Regions from separate parts of the Mus musculus genome. Here region 1 is linked to region 2. Evidence: chromatin loops called from intact Hi-C (ENCODE). Cell type or tissue: heart. All regions are shown on one strand. Links, peaks and the distances in the headings refer to the core of each region. The heading gives the core; the rest is flanking DNA.

Region 1 (8,235 bases), core at 1,555-5,554, 240 kb after region 2:
AGCCACCCCACCCCCGACTCCCCGTTTAAGTTGACAGAATTAATCACTGATTAAAAAAAAAAAAGTTGTAATTTCTTCTTCTGAGTCGCTCTGGAAGCTTAGCAGTCAATCCTATGTGAGATTAACTCTCTTTAGCTGCTTGAGTTGTCTCCCTCCACACTCCCACACTCATCCAGTATCAGGTTCCCAGTTGCTCACGGGAAGATAGGAATCTTTAAAACTTTGTTACTTCAAAGAAACCCGGTACACCAAGCTCTTGTGACTTGACTTACTCCCACATCCCTTTGCTGTTCTGTGAAACGTTAACAGCGTGAGTCCTAGAATTGGATTGTCTGAGTAAGTGGCTAGCTTAGCCCACTTAACCAGCTGAGTGACCTTGGATAAATTCGTAACCATTTGGGGCCGTTTCCCCTTGAGTAAATTGGGAATAAGAAGCGTTCTACTCGAAGGATTGTTGAGAAGAGTTAATGTCTATAAAGCACTTGGGTTATAGTAAGTGCGCAAGTGATAGCTATTAAAAGTAATATTATTCCAGCTTTTAGAAATTTAAAGTTCTCGGGACAGCTCTTTGCTTGGCGATTAGTTGGCCTCTGACATCCTGCATATTTACTTTTGTATGCTAATGAGTTGAGAGGCCCTTGGAGAACGGGGATGTCATCTCATTTTTTTTTTTTTTTTTGGTAGGACATGTCCTCCAGTATATACTTAGAGTTCCTTCGAGTTTTGTTAACTCAGAGGTCTGTCTCACATCTAAAAGAAGCATTCATGTTTACTTTTTATGTGCTGTTTAACCAGCTACCTGTTTGTCGAGTGCTGAGAAGGCAGGATGGGAAGCAGCTCGAGGGAACAGGGCCAGATTGGAGGGAGAGCCTCCGCAGACAGTTCAGTCCGTCCTTATTTAGCATCTAAAGCGGATTCATTTGTGAACTGTCGTGTTTGTGGGTTTCTCAGCTTCCTTCTTCTGGATGGATTTCACTGTGTGTATGGAGGGTAGCATGTGCTCCATCAGTGAGCTACATCCACAGGCCTAGCTGCTTTTGTTTTTGTTTTGTTTTGTTTTTTTTTAACAGTTTAATGTTTTTACTTCCACTTTAGAATAGGAGGAGGAGCCCTGCCTAACTTCTGACTGGCAATAGGTGGAGAAAAACTAAGTGGTGTATGAAGCCAAGAATATAAAGTGGGATTTTGAGTTTATATGTGTTTACATGATCCATGCTACCTAGTGTTAAAAGAGCTACTTAAAAACTGTACTTAGGATTTTCATGTATTTATTGTATAGCTTGTGGACTGTGGGTTTGAAGTACAGTAGATTCAAATTAGTGTGACAGTTTAATGATTATATAAATATAATTTCTGTAAGAGAACTTATCTTAAAAAAAAAAAGCCAGGAGGCAGAGGCAGGGGGATTTCTGAGTTCGAGGCCAGCCTGGTCTACAAAGTGAGTTCCAGGACAGCCAGGGCTATACAGAGAAACCCTGTCTTGAAAAACCAAAAAAAAAAAAAAAAAAAAAAAAAAAGAGAGAGAGAGAGAGAGAGAGAGAGAACGTATCTTTTTTTTGAGACAATTACCTTGTAGCTCATACTGAGAGAGAGAGAGAGAGAGAGAGAGAGAGAGAGAACGTATCTTTTTTTTGAGACAATTACCTTGTAGCTCATACTGACCTTGAATTTATTATCATCTTACGCATGTCCCACTACATTAGCTGAGAATTTAAAGTTGGATGGCACAGCTTGATGTGGTGTCTCACACTTGTAATCCTAGCACTTGGGAGGATAAGGAAGGAGTCCCGGGAGTTTGAGGTCAGCAGAGGCTACACAGTTAACTTTGTTGGAAACAAAACAATAAAAGGCAAAAGAAACAAGGCTTGAGAGCTGTCTGGGGTAAGGAGTTAGGAACCTTTACTTACTTCAGTTCTTAGGACCCACATCTGATGGCTTATGGTCTCCTGTAACTCTAGTTCCAAGGGATAAAACCTCTGGTCTCACAGGCACCTGTACACACACACACACACACACACACACACACACACACACACACCAAACACATACATACACACAGCTATACAACTAAAACATATCTAAATAACCAAAAAACTGAAGCTGTTTAATCTAACGAAATATTCTAAGGTTTGCCTTACTGGTGAATGAATCTAGAGGCTTTGTACATATTAAGCAACTACTACTACGAAACTATATCTTCAGCCCTTTACAAAATTATTATATTAGCATACAGAGTAATACATTTTATTATGGCATTTTCATACATGTGTCATAGTTTTAGTTTGCTGGTTTCCTCCCTACTGCTTTCCTCTGCCCACTTCTTGCTGGCCCTTTTTTCCTAACTAGACCTGCCATTTTCTTTTCGTCTTTTCTCTTTTTTTGTCTTCTCTTCTTCTTGTCTTGTCTCTTCTTTGACTCTGTAGCCATGGCTGGCCTGGGACTCACTTTGTAGAGCAGACTGGAAAATGCTGGGATTAAAGGCATACATACATACATACACCACCATGGCTGACCTTCATTACCTACTCTTTGTTAATTAATTAATTTATTTGGTTTTTCGAGACAGGAATTTTCTGTGTAGCCCTGGCTGCCCTGGAACTCACTCTAGACCAGGTTGGCCTCAAACTCAGAAATCCGCCTGCCTCTGCCTCCCAAGTGCTGGGATTAAAGGCGTGTGCCACCATTGCCACCTATTTTTAATCTACTCTTTTCTTTCACTTGAATTCTCTCCTCCTCTCTCATTGTACCTTTCTATTTTCATGACTTACACATACGTATATGTACACTTAGAAATGTGGTTTTTGGCATGCTTAAAATAATAATTTCCTGTTGTATCTGTAAATATATTGATTTTATTTTCCTTTATGCCTGGTCCATTTTGCTGTCACCTTCTTTTCTTCCTTGTCTTCTTCTTCCTCCTCCTCCTCTTCCTTCCCCTCCTTCCCCTCTTCTTTTATTCTTTTGGGTTTTCAAGTCAGGGTTGTCTCTGTGTAGCTCTAGCTGTCCTGGTCTGCCTCCCAAGTGCTGGGATTAAAGGTATGTCCCCACCACAGGCAGGCTTCCTTTTTTAAAGACGGTGTCTCTTGTATCCTAAGCTGGCTTTGAACTGTTGTATAACTGAGAATGACCTTAAATTTGTGATCTTCCCTCTATTTCCCAAGTGCTGGAAAGTTCTAGGAAGGCGAACCACACCCGGTTTATTCACTCCCGGGGATTGAACCCAGGGCATAAGATATGCTAAGGCAAGCACTGTACCAACTTTTTATTCAGTCCGGGGGATTGAACCCAGGGCATAAGATATGCTAAGGCAAGCACTGTTCCAACAGAATTACATCCTCAGACCTTTAATTTTCTGTTTTGAGATAGGGTCTTGTTCAGTTGTCTAGGCCAGCATTGAACATGAAACCATCCCATCCCCATTCCATTCTCTCAAGTTGCTGGGATTGCAGGACTGCACTGTCAGGTCCTGTCATAATGAACTATTTTAAACAATCACTATTTAGATATTGTAAACACATCATCATCCTCTACTCTGTTTTTATTCATTTGTCTTCTTTTCCTTATGTACAAACTTTGTTTAATAGAGCTTAATTTTAGAGGTTTTAAAAATCATGTTACATACATTAGCATTTTCATCTTGTTAAAACAAATAATATTGTTATTTGGAAAAAATGTCTTGAATATGAACTAGCAACTGGAAATGCTAAAATGAGGGGTAGAGTGAATACATTTGGTTTTTCGAGTATGCCATATGTAAAGTTATTTCTTAGGATTTTTTCCTTTTCATTTAATAATTTTAAATGTTTTTGGTTTTTAGAGATAAGGTCTTATGTAGCCCACCCAGGCTGATCTGGAACTTGCTCTGTACTCCAGGGTGACCTTGAATTCATTATCTTCCTGCTTTAGCCTCCTCACTATTGGGATCTCAGTGGCTAGCTGATTATTTCTTTATAAAACAGCAACAAGTGCTTTCCAGCCCTGAATTTTTTTAAGTATGTGTTGTGTTCCATGAGATTCCCAAGTTTGTATTGTTTGTAGCATCGTAGCAGTATATAGCTATTGTGAGAGTTACAGGGTCTGTAGTGATAGAGAAGCAACATGATGGTGAGAATAAGCTCAGTGATAAAGCAGTTTGCATAGTGTAGCTGGTCTTTGCTATTTTCTGGCTTCTTCTTTTTCTTACCCTTTAACCCCATGGTTTCACCCCCTAACACTAGTTAGTCGAGAATCAAGGAGAGATGGGAAGGGAAAGAGAAGGAGGAAGAGGAGGTGGAAGAGGAGATGGAAGAGGAGGTGGAAGAGGAGGAGGAGGAGGAGAAAGAGATCCCTGAATCCAGTTTCTTTCCGTTGTTTCTTTGACCAAACCCCATCGAACTTCTGGGTGGGGGTGTCCCTTGAATTTATGTACCCTTTGTAAAGTTCCCAGAATTCCAAATGTCACACAATGGCAGAAATTATCTGCAGCTGCCAAAGCTGTGTTTCTTCTAGAGCACAAGGCAAATATTGGTCACCTGCTGCAGACAGTCTGAAGCAGCCCCACATCCCTTCATGTGGGGTTAAGCCAAAAGCACATTCCTATAAAAAGAAACCAAAAGTCCAGAATTCTCAAAAATGTCACTATAGCATGCTCTGAGTTCCCCGTCTTCAGCACTTAAAAAAAAGAAAGAAAAGACAAGAAACAGAAAAAGAAAAAATGAAAGACAAAAACCACAAACTGTATAGGGCATTTTATAATTTTCAAGCAAGTAATTTTTTTTTTAGTGAAATATTCCTTAATTTTTTTATTCCTGGTACTACTACCACAATTTTCAGGGCAGTATATCTGATGTAATGAAAAGACAGTGCTAAGGCAGAGACATTAGGAATAAACATCTAATTAACATTCTACTGCATTAATCAATATTAATCAACAGTTTCTTTCCCCCCCTAAACTGTGCCTCTGGCAGTCTAAGCAAGAAAGGTTTCCTATTTAAGCTGCTACTAGGAACTTTTGGCTATAGATTATCATTGCTTCTGTCTCAGACTTTTACTTCCTGTCTCAAAGTAACCTGCAGTTCCCCTGACAACTCCTCATCAGTTAATAATTGTAGGCCTTTTCCTAGTGTCTTTAAAAAGAACAAAACAAAAGAAAAATAACCCCCCAAAACCTTCTTTTACTGTGTCCACCACAACAAGGACTTTAAAAATATGTTTCTTTTATTTTTTGAAATTATAATATTACATCATTATCCTTTCCCTTTTTCCCTTCAAACCCTTCCATATATCCTCTTGCCTTCTTTTAAATTTATGACTAACAGAGCTTTTAATGACAACTATGTACTGTGCTCCATGAAAACCAGTTGTCTATTATCAGATCATCTTAACTTTGAGGAATAAGCTTTGTTAGGTAATATTTCACCTATCAAAACAGTCCATCCCTCATATACCTCTACACTATTGGTTTCTAGAGTATATGTATAAATGTCACTTATGTTTTTAACATTTAAATGTGTGTGTGTACTTATGAATGCTAGGACGAAGGACAGAAGACAGTTCTTGATAATTGTTATCTTTTTTTTTTCCTTCCACCATGTGAGACCAGGGGATTGAATTTAGGTCATCAGGCCCAATTGGCAGCAAGCATCTTTACCCACTAATACACTTCTCTGGCCCACCAAATATATTTTTAGATGATAAATTATGTAATTGATAGGGCTGGAGAAATGGCTCAGGGTAAGAACATGTACTGCTTTTCCTTAGGAACAGAGTTTTATTCCCATTGTCTATGTTGGGGTGACTCCTAACCAGTTACAAAAAGTAATTCTTAACTGCCCAGGAATCCATCCCCTCTGGCATCCCCAGACACCTATACATGACATGTACACACTCAAAGACACACAAACACATAATTAAAGCTAATCAAAGTCAATCTTTAGGTGCTGGAGAGCTAGCTTAGCAGTTAAGAACACGTGCTGCTCTTAGACCTGGGTTTAACTGCCCCAAACTAGGTCTAGGAGATATGTCTCCCACCCTCTTTTAATTTTGTGTTCACATGGTGCATATACATACACTTTAAACACACATACATATACCAAAAAATTGAACAAATCTTTAAAAGGTTGTAAAACTTGTATCATGAGTTTTTTCCACAAGAGGTATAAAAACAGTAGAGGGCTCCTGAAGGTTTTAATTGTTTTATTGATTTATTCAGTAATTTGTAAGTATTGTTCAAGCTGGCCTAGAATGTCTGGTAATTCTCCTACTTCAGTGTGCTTGGTCTCCAGCCCCTGAACCTTGTTTTTTTGTTTTTTTTGTTTTTTTTTTTTGAGACAGGATGTCCAAGCTGGTCTTGAACTGGCTGTGTAGCTGAGGATGATCTTGAATTTCTAATCTCACGCCTTCACTTCTCAAGGACAAGGCTTCCATACAGACTGATGATATCACACCTAGTTTATGTGCCACTGGGGATTAAACATAAGGCACAGAATACATTGGCAAGCACTCTACCCACTGAACTACATCTCTGGTCCTGAAGCCTTGCCTAATTTGATTTCATATTTTAAGTTGTATTCATGAATTAAGTGCAAATCTTGGTCTGTTTTTCTGTTAAAAGAAATTCATTCTTCAGAACATGTTGATGCAATGTTAGGAAGTTATTAAGTTACTACTTTGTTTGCTAAGTTATTTTATAATGCCGAAATAGAGACTTTGCCATTAATGAAACTGCTTTTTCCTACTTAACAAGGGTAAAGCTTTTGTTATTTTGTTTTTTTGTGACCTTTCTTGTTTTCTTCATAAGTTCATGTTTCTACAAGATAAAATGGTTTTGTCCTCGTATTTATTTATTTATTTACTTATTCTTTTTGGTTTTCTGAGACAAGGTTTCTCTATGTATCCCTGGCTGTCCTGGAACTCACTGTAGACCAGGCTGGCCTCGAACTCAGAGATCTGCCTGTCGCTGCCTCCCGAGTGCTGGGATTAAAGGTGTGCGCCACCACGCCCGGCTCCCTCGTATTTATTTTTAAGGGTAGTATTTTTGTTATAACATTGAGAAAAGAGACAAGTAAGTACTTTGCTTAAACTATTTAACCTTTCTTGCTATTTTGTTTTTAAAGACAAGTAGAAGCACAGGTGAGTATCAGTCTTTTATATGTGAAACAAGCTTGCAGCTGTGAGCACAACTACTTAGGTCTTGTTTGTGTTTCCTTTTTGCTGAAAATAGGGATAAGTAAGATGGAAAGCTAAATATTCATGTTAAAAAGACTCATAACATCCTTCTGAAATCATTAAAAGAACATAACTCATTCATTCACATTTTCACAGATCTTTGATACTGGATTTCTGTGTTCTCAGGGAGTTGAGGCAGCATTTCCATAATAGCACAAAACTATTTGACAAGAGGAAAAACTGGTCAACTTAAATATTGAGGGAATAAATTAATACTGATGTTTGTGCTGAGACAGAATATTTAAATATTTTTAAGGCCATATTACAATGGGCAAGTATTTGAGGTCCTTTTGTCTGTTATCTTTCTGTAATGTAGGTTAGTTTATCAGAAGTGTTTGACAGATTGGATAGTGACCAATTACTTTTAAGGATACTTGTGGGCCTACTATTTGTGGACATAGTTAAACTGATACTTAAAAACAAAACAAAACAAAACAACTTTTTGAGACAGGGTACTCCTATATCCAGGTCTGCCTTAATATTTCCATCTTCCTGCCTCAGGTTGTAAGTGTTTATTTTTGTTTTAAGTACAAATATCTATTATGCAAGTGACTTGTCTGAATATGATAACCCATTAATGATTTTGTACACAATTTTAGCAAATCTTTGAGATGATGACAATATTTATTATCTGCAGGCTAATAAATGTGCTTATGGCTTAGTGACTCACAATATAAACTGACATTTCAGTTATTTCTTTTTTTTCTTTTTTTTAAAGATTTATTTATTATTATATGTAAGTACACTGTAGTTGTCTTCAGACACACCAGAAGAGGGAGTCAGATCTCATTACAGATGGTTGTGAGCCACCATGTGGTTGCTGGGATTTGAACTCAGGACCTTTGGAAGAGCAGTCTGGTGCTCTTACCTGCTGAGCCATCTCACCAGCCCCCCAGTTATTTCTTAGTTATGTAATGATGACTACCATAGGTAGGAGTTCAGAACACTGACACAGCCTCTCTTCAGTCATTGGAAGGCTTATTGAAAAAGACATGTGTTACCATTGCTGAAAGTAGTGGAAGATGAAGC
Region 2 (8,235 bases), core at 2,482-6,481:
AAGCTGACTTCTCTTAATATCCTTGTAAAAGCTAATGAGCGTGAAATAATGATAACAGTTCAGAAATGTTTGCTCCCTGACTGGGGTTAAAATTTTTCTATAATAGTAATATTGGGGAATATACTTTACCAAACCAACACAAAAATAAAAATACCCATTGCTTTGGATTCCTTTCCTAACTTTAACACATATTCAAAAGGCATCTAACAGAGGATCAAAACAAGCTTGACACCGAATACCAGACTGTAGAAGGCAAGGCACTTACCTTGGACTCTGGGAGCAAATATACTAATTAAAGGAGATCAAGGGTCTTATTTTTAATTGTACTTTTACTGCTGATGGCAATATGAAAAAAATGTTCTTAAAGGAAAACAATGAAATCGTTTTTCCTATCAACTTTCAAGTAGTTAGAAGAGGGGACTCTTGGGGAGGGTACATCATTTTAAATGTAAATACTCAATTTCCTATTGATTTAAAAAAGAACCCTCTCTACCCTGTCTGTCTCAAATACCTTTTAATACTACAGTACTTCCCAATGGGAAGAAATGGCTAGTTAGTCCATTCCTTTTCCAATCCACCTCTAGACCTAGTCATTAAACAGCAAACACTGAAGCTGAATTCAGCCATGTCAAGCTTCCTCCTGGAATGTTCCCCGTGGCACCCCAATCCCTTCACTGTCACTTACTCGGCTGCCAAAGCCCCTCCTATTAATAGTAAATCCCTCTCCTACTGACTCACAGCAGCTCCAACTTAATGAAACACACACCAAGAACAAGTTGTTAAATAGACAAATGGAATTTCCTATTTAAAAAAAAAATCAAAGAGAAAGCAGAAGCCCAGCACGTTCAGACTGTTCCATTTTAAGTCTTATCTGTAAGAATTTATGTTGTTTTCCCTGCAGGGCTTGTTCAAATATTTTCGAAACTTGGTATGCTAGGCATTATGTAATTTCCTACACACAAGCCTAAGTTTCCGTGTAAATAACTTAAGTAAATATAAAGAAGTCAACACACCAAGATGTAAAGACTTTGAAATCTCTCTTCCAAATTCTTTTTCCTCAACTACAGAAATTGTCAAGCAAACAGCAGAGTAGAATAAGTTACCAATGAGCCCTTCTGAACTCATCCAGCCACAATAATCAACTGGCGGCCACCACTCCTTTCATCTCTGGCCTCCTACTCTCCCTATCTTGAAAGAGAATGGAGGGCCAGTACTCACTAAGGACACTGAGGATAACATCAAGGCAACAAAAGTATCAAAGTACCATGCTAAAAAGTCAAAAATCTTACAGTGTTACTGTAGAAGCACCCTGCCCAACTCCTAGATAGCAACGTCAAAAAATTCAGTATACAATATTGAAATAACCACATTTACTACTCAATGAGTACATTTTATATTTTAAAAGGATAAATAGAAATGTGAGGTGAAATGAACTTAAATATTTCTAATTAGCAGGAATTCACGCACTTCATCCGAAAATGGAAAAAAACAGACGATTTAACACAATGTGTCATGAAATTACAATTCAACCACTTGAAAAACCGCTGAACACTTCTGCCTTAACTGGTCCTTCTGATCCCTAATTATAGATTGATATCAACATAGAAAGAAAACCAGGCATTTTGACGTAAGTGGTTTAAAATGCTCAAAATTAACCCCACCGTTCATTGAGAAATATATGATATGAAAGCAAGACCAAACTACCTGAATTGCATGTTGTTAAACAGAAATATATCCACTTTCCATGGCCATCAAAAAAAAAAAAGCATAATAAGTTCACATATACCCTTAAACGCAACGCACTGGGCTCCAGACAGAATTAGGAGACCGCCTCCTGCTTTTGCTCCTAACCAATACGCAGAGAGAGAAGGTTGGCAGGAAAGTGCTGCGAGGACAGTAACAAACACCAGCAAGCTCCCGAGCAGGCCCTGCTAGAGCCAGGAATGACGCACTTCGGTAACCCGACTCTTTCTCCCCTCCACCCCCCGCCCCCAGCAGCGGTGCTGACACCGCCAACAGCCCGGAGTAGGAAAAAAGACAACAGAAAAAAAGGCAATGCTTGGACCGCACTAGGTTTCATTAAGAAACCTCGATTATTCCTCTTTCGACACTAGCCACCAGGACCAAACAGGAAAAGAAGCTTCGTGCTTAAGCAAGTCCCATCATGGTGGTTTAAGTCACTAAATTAAGCTGATAATGAGTCCAATCCACAGAGACATATATACAGGGTGTGGCTGCTGTGAAATACGGCGGTCCGTGGGAGAAAGGGGGTACGGAATTTACACTCCAATGTGAAGGGAAGATGGGGTTTTACCAGGGTCGAGGAGGAGGCGGCCCGCGCATTTTAAGGAACCATTGCAAACCAACACAAGCGTCTCCTTTACTTAAACCTAACCCCACAGATCAAAAGTTTCTGATAGACATAGCATAGAAGCTGGAAATAATCATTAAATCAAAAACCACGACCCTCAATTTAAAAACTACATACAGAAGAAAGGAGGAGGGAGAGGGAGGGAGTAGGCAACAACATAAAAAAACATCCTAGGCCACGGAGAAGAAAGTCTCCCAGACCGGATGAAACTACTAATGCAATATTAAAAATTCAAGTCGAGCACCAAAGCCCGAAAAAAAAAAATCACACGAGAACCCATTACCGTTGAGGATTAAAAATAAAATGACATATAACACCAAGGAGAAGAAACTAAATGCCGAAAGTACAGCGGTTTATCAAAAAAATAATAAAAAAAATCAAAACTAAAGGCAAAACAAGACATTGTCGCGGCGGGAGGGAAAGGGAAAAAAAGGCCGAAATCAACAATACGTTTACAATTCTAGGCCAGAAGAAAATGGGAACGGGGCTCAAAGTTTTGCGGAACTACTTGATGCTGTTTCCCACACCTTCTCTCTCCCATGGCCCAGCCGACCCTTTTTCTCCTAAAATTGTAGTCCGCAGATCTCCGGATACGTGAGAGAAGAAAAGAGAAAGTCGCCCTCAAGCAAGAATAAAAGTGTGGAGGGAAAACAGAGGCTGCCTACCTGGGGCAAGGATCAGCTCAGTTCGTGCCTTGAGAAAGACAGTGCGGGTGGGGGTGGGAACGAAAAAGCAGCACTAAAACTAAAACAAAAGTGGCGCCAAAACCCCCCAACAAACAGCCTTCCACTCCCGCCCTTCCCCCCCCTCCGCCCATGCCAGGCAGGCAGGGCCCCCTTCGGGGCAAGCTCTACGCGCTGGGGACCGACGCCGCCGGACCCCAAACGATTTCGAAAATTGGTGCCCTAAGAAAACTGACCGAAGTCGGGGCCTCGGGAAGGATGGAGAGATCGATGCCAACCGCTTTGCCCAAGCAGTTCCCCCACCACGCGCTGGAGATGATGGGGCGGGGGAGAGAAGCCGAGGGGCCCGTCACATGAATGTTGTTCCCTCTCTAGGAAGGGAGGAAGAGAGGGAGGGAGGGAGGGAGAGAGGGAGGGGAGGGAGGGGAGGGGAGGGGAGGGGAGGGGAGGGGAGGGAGGGAGGCAAGGAGGGGAAGGGAGAGGGGAGGGGGGACGAGGGAGGGGTGTGAGCAGAGTAGATTTTCCCTCGCCTCCCTCGGTCCGAGGCCCAAATAGACACAAACGAGCCTGCTCGGCCTCCCCTCCCCCCGGGTTCCCAGCACCACCATCTTGCTCGCTTCCTTCCCCGCACCACCACGGCGCGCTCTCCCACCGCCACCACCACCACCCCCCCTCCCCGCCACCACACGCCACCGGGCCGTGGCCTCCCCGGGTTTGCCCCTTTCTTCTCCACCCGTCCCCCCCCCGAATCCCGGCCAGGGATGGCACCCCCACCCCACCTCCAGTCTGGGGGGCTCTCGTCCCCCTCCACGGGCTGCTTAAGAGGCCCCGGGAGGAGAGGAAGCGAGCGAGCAGGCTACGCGGAGGCGCCGAGCCTCCATCTTGCGCCGCTGCGCGTTCTCCATTTTGGGCCACCCGTGGGGGGGGGAGCCCCCTCCGCCGAGGTCCCCGGGGGAGACTTGGGCGAGGGAGGCGAAGGGACAACCTTCCAGCGAGGGGAGTGAGAAGGGAGCGTCTTGCGCTAAAAAAGCGGCTCCGGGAGGAAGGAGGCGGGGAGGGGACGCAGGGGGCGACTGCAAGTTCCTTGGAAGTGTTGGGGTAGCGACTTGGGGACGGAGAGGACAGGCAGGGGGTGACGCGGGGCCGGGGCGACGCTGGCTCGCTCCCCGCCCGGACACGGCCACTCGCTCGCTCGCTGCCCCGCGCGGGGCCCCCTACGAGGCCGCGGCCCGGCCCCGGAGCGCCCGGCCTTCTCGGCTCCCTCCCGGCCGGCCGCACGCTCTCTTCGCCCGATCGCAAGCACACACACCTCACGGTGGGCCGCGCGCCCTCCGGGTGCCCCTCCAAACTTCTAGAAGCTTCGCCTCCGCCATTTTATAACTTACCTCCCCCCTCAGCGTCTACAGAGGCAGCAAGGAGACTGTTGGCCTCCCCCACTCCTTCCTTCTTTCTCAGGCCGGGGGCTTCTTCACCCCTGGGCTGGTACAAGATTTTTCCCCCTTCCTCTTCTTTCCACCCTTGAGTTCTACTGAGGGACGGAAGCTCCCGCGGGTCTAGAGCCGTGGGGGGGTTTGAAAGTGGCGGTCGGATCCGGCGGGGTGCTTTTTTTGTTTTGTTTTGTTTTTTTCCCTTTTTTCTGTATTTTTTTTCCTTTCTTTTTTTTTTCTTTTCTTTTTTTTTTTTTTCTTTCTTTTTTTTTTTTTTTTTTTTTTTTTTTTTGGTGGCGCTTCGGGATTGTTTGGGGTGTTCGCTCTTCGGCGACTTGGAGGCGAATGGAACGCGCAGGCGCCATCTGTCGGCCGCGAACCCGCGGCCCAGCTCCTGTTGGGAGGCAGCGGCATCTAGCGGCGGCGGGCTGCCATTGCGGCGCGCGCCACGCAGCCCTCCCACCCGCCAGCCTCCTCCCCGTGTCGCCGACCAATCGCCGCCGCCGGACTCCCCGCTTCCGCGGCTCGGACGCCTCCTGTGAACGGGGCGCCCGCAGGGGCGCGCCGCCGAGTGGGGTAAACAAGCTGGCGTGCCCGCGCCTCTCTTACTCAGCCGTTGGGACGCGCTTCCGCCCTGCGCGGACTGGCTGAGGGCCCACGGCGCCACCGAGGAGGTCGCCGAGAGGCCGGCGACAGTGTCCACTGGAGCCCCGCCGTGGGAATTCCGGGGCTTCAGCGGGCCGATCGTCCGGCTCCCCGCCCCCTGCGCAGCCCTGGCAGCCCTGCAGGCTAGCAGCACCCTTCAGAGCTCTCCAACACAACCCACCCCAGTAAAGGGCCACTTGTTCCCAGATCTCTGGTTTCCTCACGTCCTTTCCAACACTCCTCACACTTCCTCCCCAAAAGACCCAACTAGGCCACTTGATCCCAGCGAGAATGGATAGCTTGGCAATTTTGCTTGCTTTCTTTTTTCCTTCGAGTATGGTTTAAAGATTCTCTTTATCAGGAAGACTACGGGTGGGGGGAATTACATATAATTATACATATATATGTGTATGTGGATATATAGATATAATTTTCAACTCACTATTCCTGATCCATAAAAATGTGAGCTCCATACTCAAATTCTACTAGACTTAGGGAGCTGGACTACTAGGCTAATTGGCCGCTCAGCCGGTTTTATAGGTGACTTTTGGGGGCGGAAGAGGAGATGGGACCAGACAAAGTGGCGTGAAATCCACGTGCAAGGACAGGGTTAGCAGGGGACCTGTGGAGATTACTAGACACTCACTGCTGCCTTGTGTGGAGGCGGCCTTGCCACATTGTTAACAATTACAGTTCTTGGTACTTCCTCATAGCCCTCCCACAAGTATTTTGAAGTACAGAAAGACCTTTTGCACCCAGTCCAACTCCCTTGACTCTTTATCACCCTTGGGTGTTTATTGTGAGGATATTTTTTCTTTTTGTCACTTCATTTCCAGTCCACCCTACATGACCTTTGCCTAGAGCACTGTATGCGGGGGTGGGGGACACTCAGGAATGGCCTGTCCCTGCCAAACTTCTCTTCTCCTAGGACAGGAAGGGAACTATTAATAACAGTGTCTCCATTGCTGTTACAGAACTTCCTAGCCGCCTAAAATAGCCTCAGATTAAGTAGTATTTGTTCCATTTGTTTTACATATGGATTTAAAATACCTTCCTCCGTATTAAATTGTTTCAAATAAGTAATAAGACAAATGGAAAATATTATGAGCTGAGGAAATGGTGACATTACACCCAATCAGGAATCACAGGGCATTCCTGATGCAATATAATGATGACTTTCAGTCCTTCAATTCTACTCCATATGTGTGGTCTATGTCTTAGTAGGTCTTCTCCCATCCACTGATCTTACTGGTCAGTTTCCTTGGAACTTCAAGAGTTATGGTATATTTAATCAAGTGAGCAGAAGCAACTAAATGTCAACAAGAAGTAACGCCTTAAATGTTTTCGCTTACCAGTGAAGCATCGGAGGGGAACAGCATTCAAACCAAAGTTTCCATTTCTCTTCTAAACCAATTCTTTGCTAGAGTTCTGTGAAGTTTTCAACAAACTGAAGTTTCACAATGGCGCGGCTTAATAGGGAGCATAGAAAGTTTACAGTTAAAACAACATTCAACTGGAAGTAATAGAACAATTGGGCTGTGAGGCAAAGAGTCTTACAGTAACTAATAGTTCGTTTGTGTCCGTTCTAAGGAAATGCCTGTTTTAGTAGTAACTGGAAACTTGATGCCCTGCTCCAAACAGCACACCATATACTTTCCCGCACGTTTTAGAAATTTAGGTTCTGAGTTGTCTGCTTTAAGTCAAATTGAAAAGTTCCTCTTGAAATTTGCTTTCATTTTGAGAAAAACACTGCTGAAAATTAGTAACTGTGGCATAACATCAGAAATTAACTTCGTAGCAAATGTCTACTAATACTCAGCAGCATTCACAGTTGGCTCTTTTTGCTGTCTTTCTTTCAAAAGAAGTCAAGCCCCAGTATCAAAACTCTCAATCTGCGGGGCGTGGTGGCGCACACCTTTAATCCCAGCACTTGGGAGGCAGAGGCAGGAGGATTTCTGAGTTCGAGGCCATCCTGGTCTACAAAGTGAGTTCCAGGACAGCCAGGGCTACACAGAGAAACCTTGTCTCGAAAAAAAACACAAAACAACAAAAAACAAAAACAAACCTCTCAATCTGTTCCTTCAAGGATCCTAAGAAGTAACGTCTATTTTGTATAGGACTAACAGACCTGCAGACTTCGTCCTTCCTTTTTGAACCAAAAACAAAAATTCCTTTCAGGTGTCACTGATGTCAAACTGTCTTTTGGTGGTGATTCTTTTATGTGTTTGTTTGGGGAGGGTTTGGGAGGGGTTGGTTGGTTGTGAGACAGGAATTCTTTGTAAAGCCTGGCATGTAAAATTACCTTTTGATTTCTTTTCCGCTTTTCAAGACAGGGTTTTACTATATAGCCCTGGCTCTCCTGGAACTTGCTCTGTAGATTAGGTTGGCCTTAATCTCAGAGATCCTCCTGCATCTGACCCCCAAGCTTTTGGCTCAAAGGCGTGTGCTACCACAGGAAGCACATACAACTATCTGAAACATAATTCTATGTAACATGTCCATAATTTGGAAACAGTCACAGGAAGATTTATATTTAATTTAGATTTTAACAAAGATTATCTGTTAAAATGTAATGTAGTCTGTACATTTCTAGTTATCAGAATAATTTTGCATCAGAAAGTGTCATATCCATGATACAGTACCAAACATTTATAATCTCTTACTATTCAACTTTCCTATTCCAGTATTTATCAGGCACCTAACATGGTTACTTTGAATATTTTATCATGGGCATTATTACACAATTAATTCTCAAATTCCTAACATTGTCCTAAACATGAAGCCTAATGATGAGTACAATTGAGTCCACAGAAATTTGAAGCTACATCACAATATCATAAACACAGACAAAATATAAACAATAAGCTACGAGAAAATATTTCCTACATAAATGACATGGCTAGCATAGCATACAAGGGATTCAAGTTAGTAATAAAACTCCAGTAGAAAAATATGGACAAAGGTTATGAACAGTTGAATTATTGAAAAATATTGATACTAATGAATATATAAAACAGTGTTTAACTGAGCTGGGCAGTGGTAGTGCACACATTTAATCCCATCACTCTGGAGGCAGAGTCAAGCAGATCACTGAGTTCAAGGCCAGCCT

Evidence for each region. A loop is a pair of places that touch in the nucleus more often than their neighbours do. Peaks named below come from ENCODE experiments on the same cell type or tissue, not always from the same donor. Only the 100,000 strongest peaks of a DNase experiment are listed, where the experiment ranks them.
Region 1: a loop joins it to region 2, with 5 times the contacts of the local background. A loop is called at or near these places in 1 of 42 quality-filtered maps.

The regions. Positions count from the first base shown.
Region 1 is chrX:41,902,619-41,910,853 of GRCm38, reverse strand. The region is part of intron 1 of Thoc2 (THO complex 2); the gene reads left to right. Among named protein-coding and RNA genes, the nearest start is that of Thoc2, 5.2 kb to the left of the region's middle. In heart, for the core only: no CTCF peak of the experiment used is centred there; no DNase peak of the experiment used is centred there.
Region 2 is chrX:42,145,890-42,154,124 of GRCm38, reverse strand. It overlaps Stag2 (stromal antigen 2), which reads right to left and starts at 3,971. Exons shown (of 34, transcript NM_001290713.2): 1 at 3,834-3,971. In heart, for the core only: a CTCF peak has its summit at 4,888 (motif pointing left); DNase peaks (open chromatin) are centred at 3,634, 3,954, 5,044, 5,874 and 2 weaker places; H3K4me3 peaks cover 3,162 bases; H3K27ac peaks cover 3,503 bases.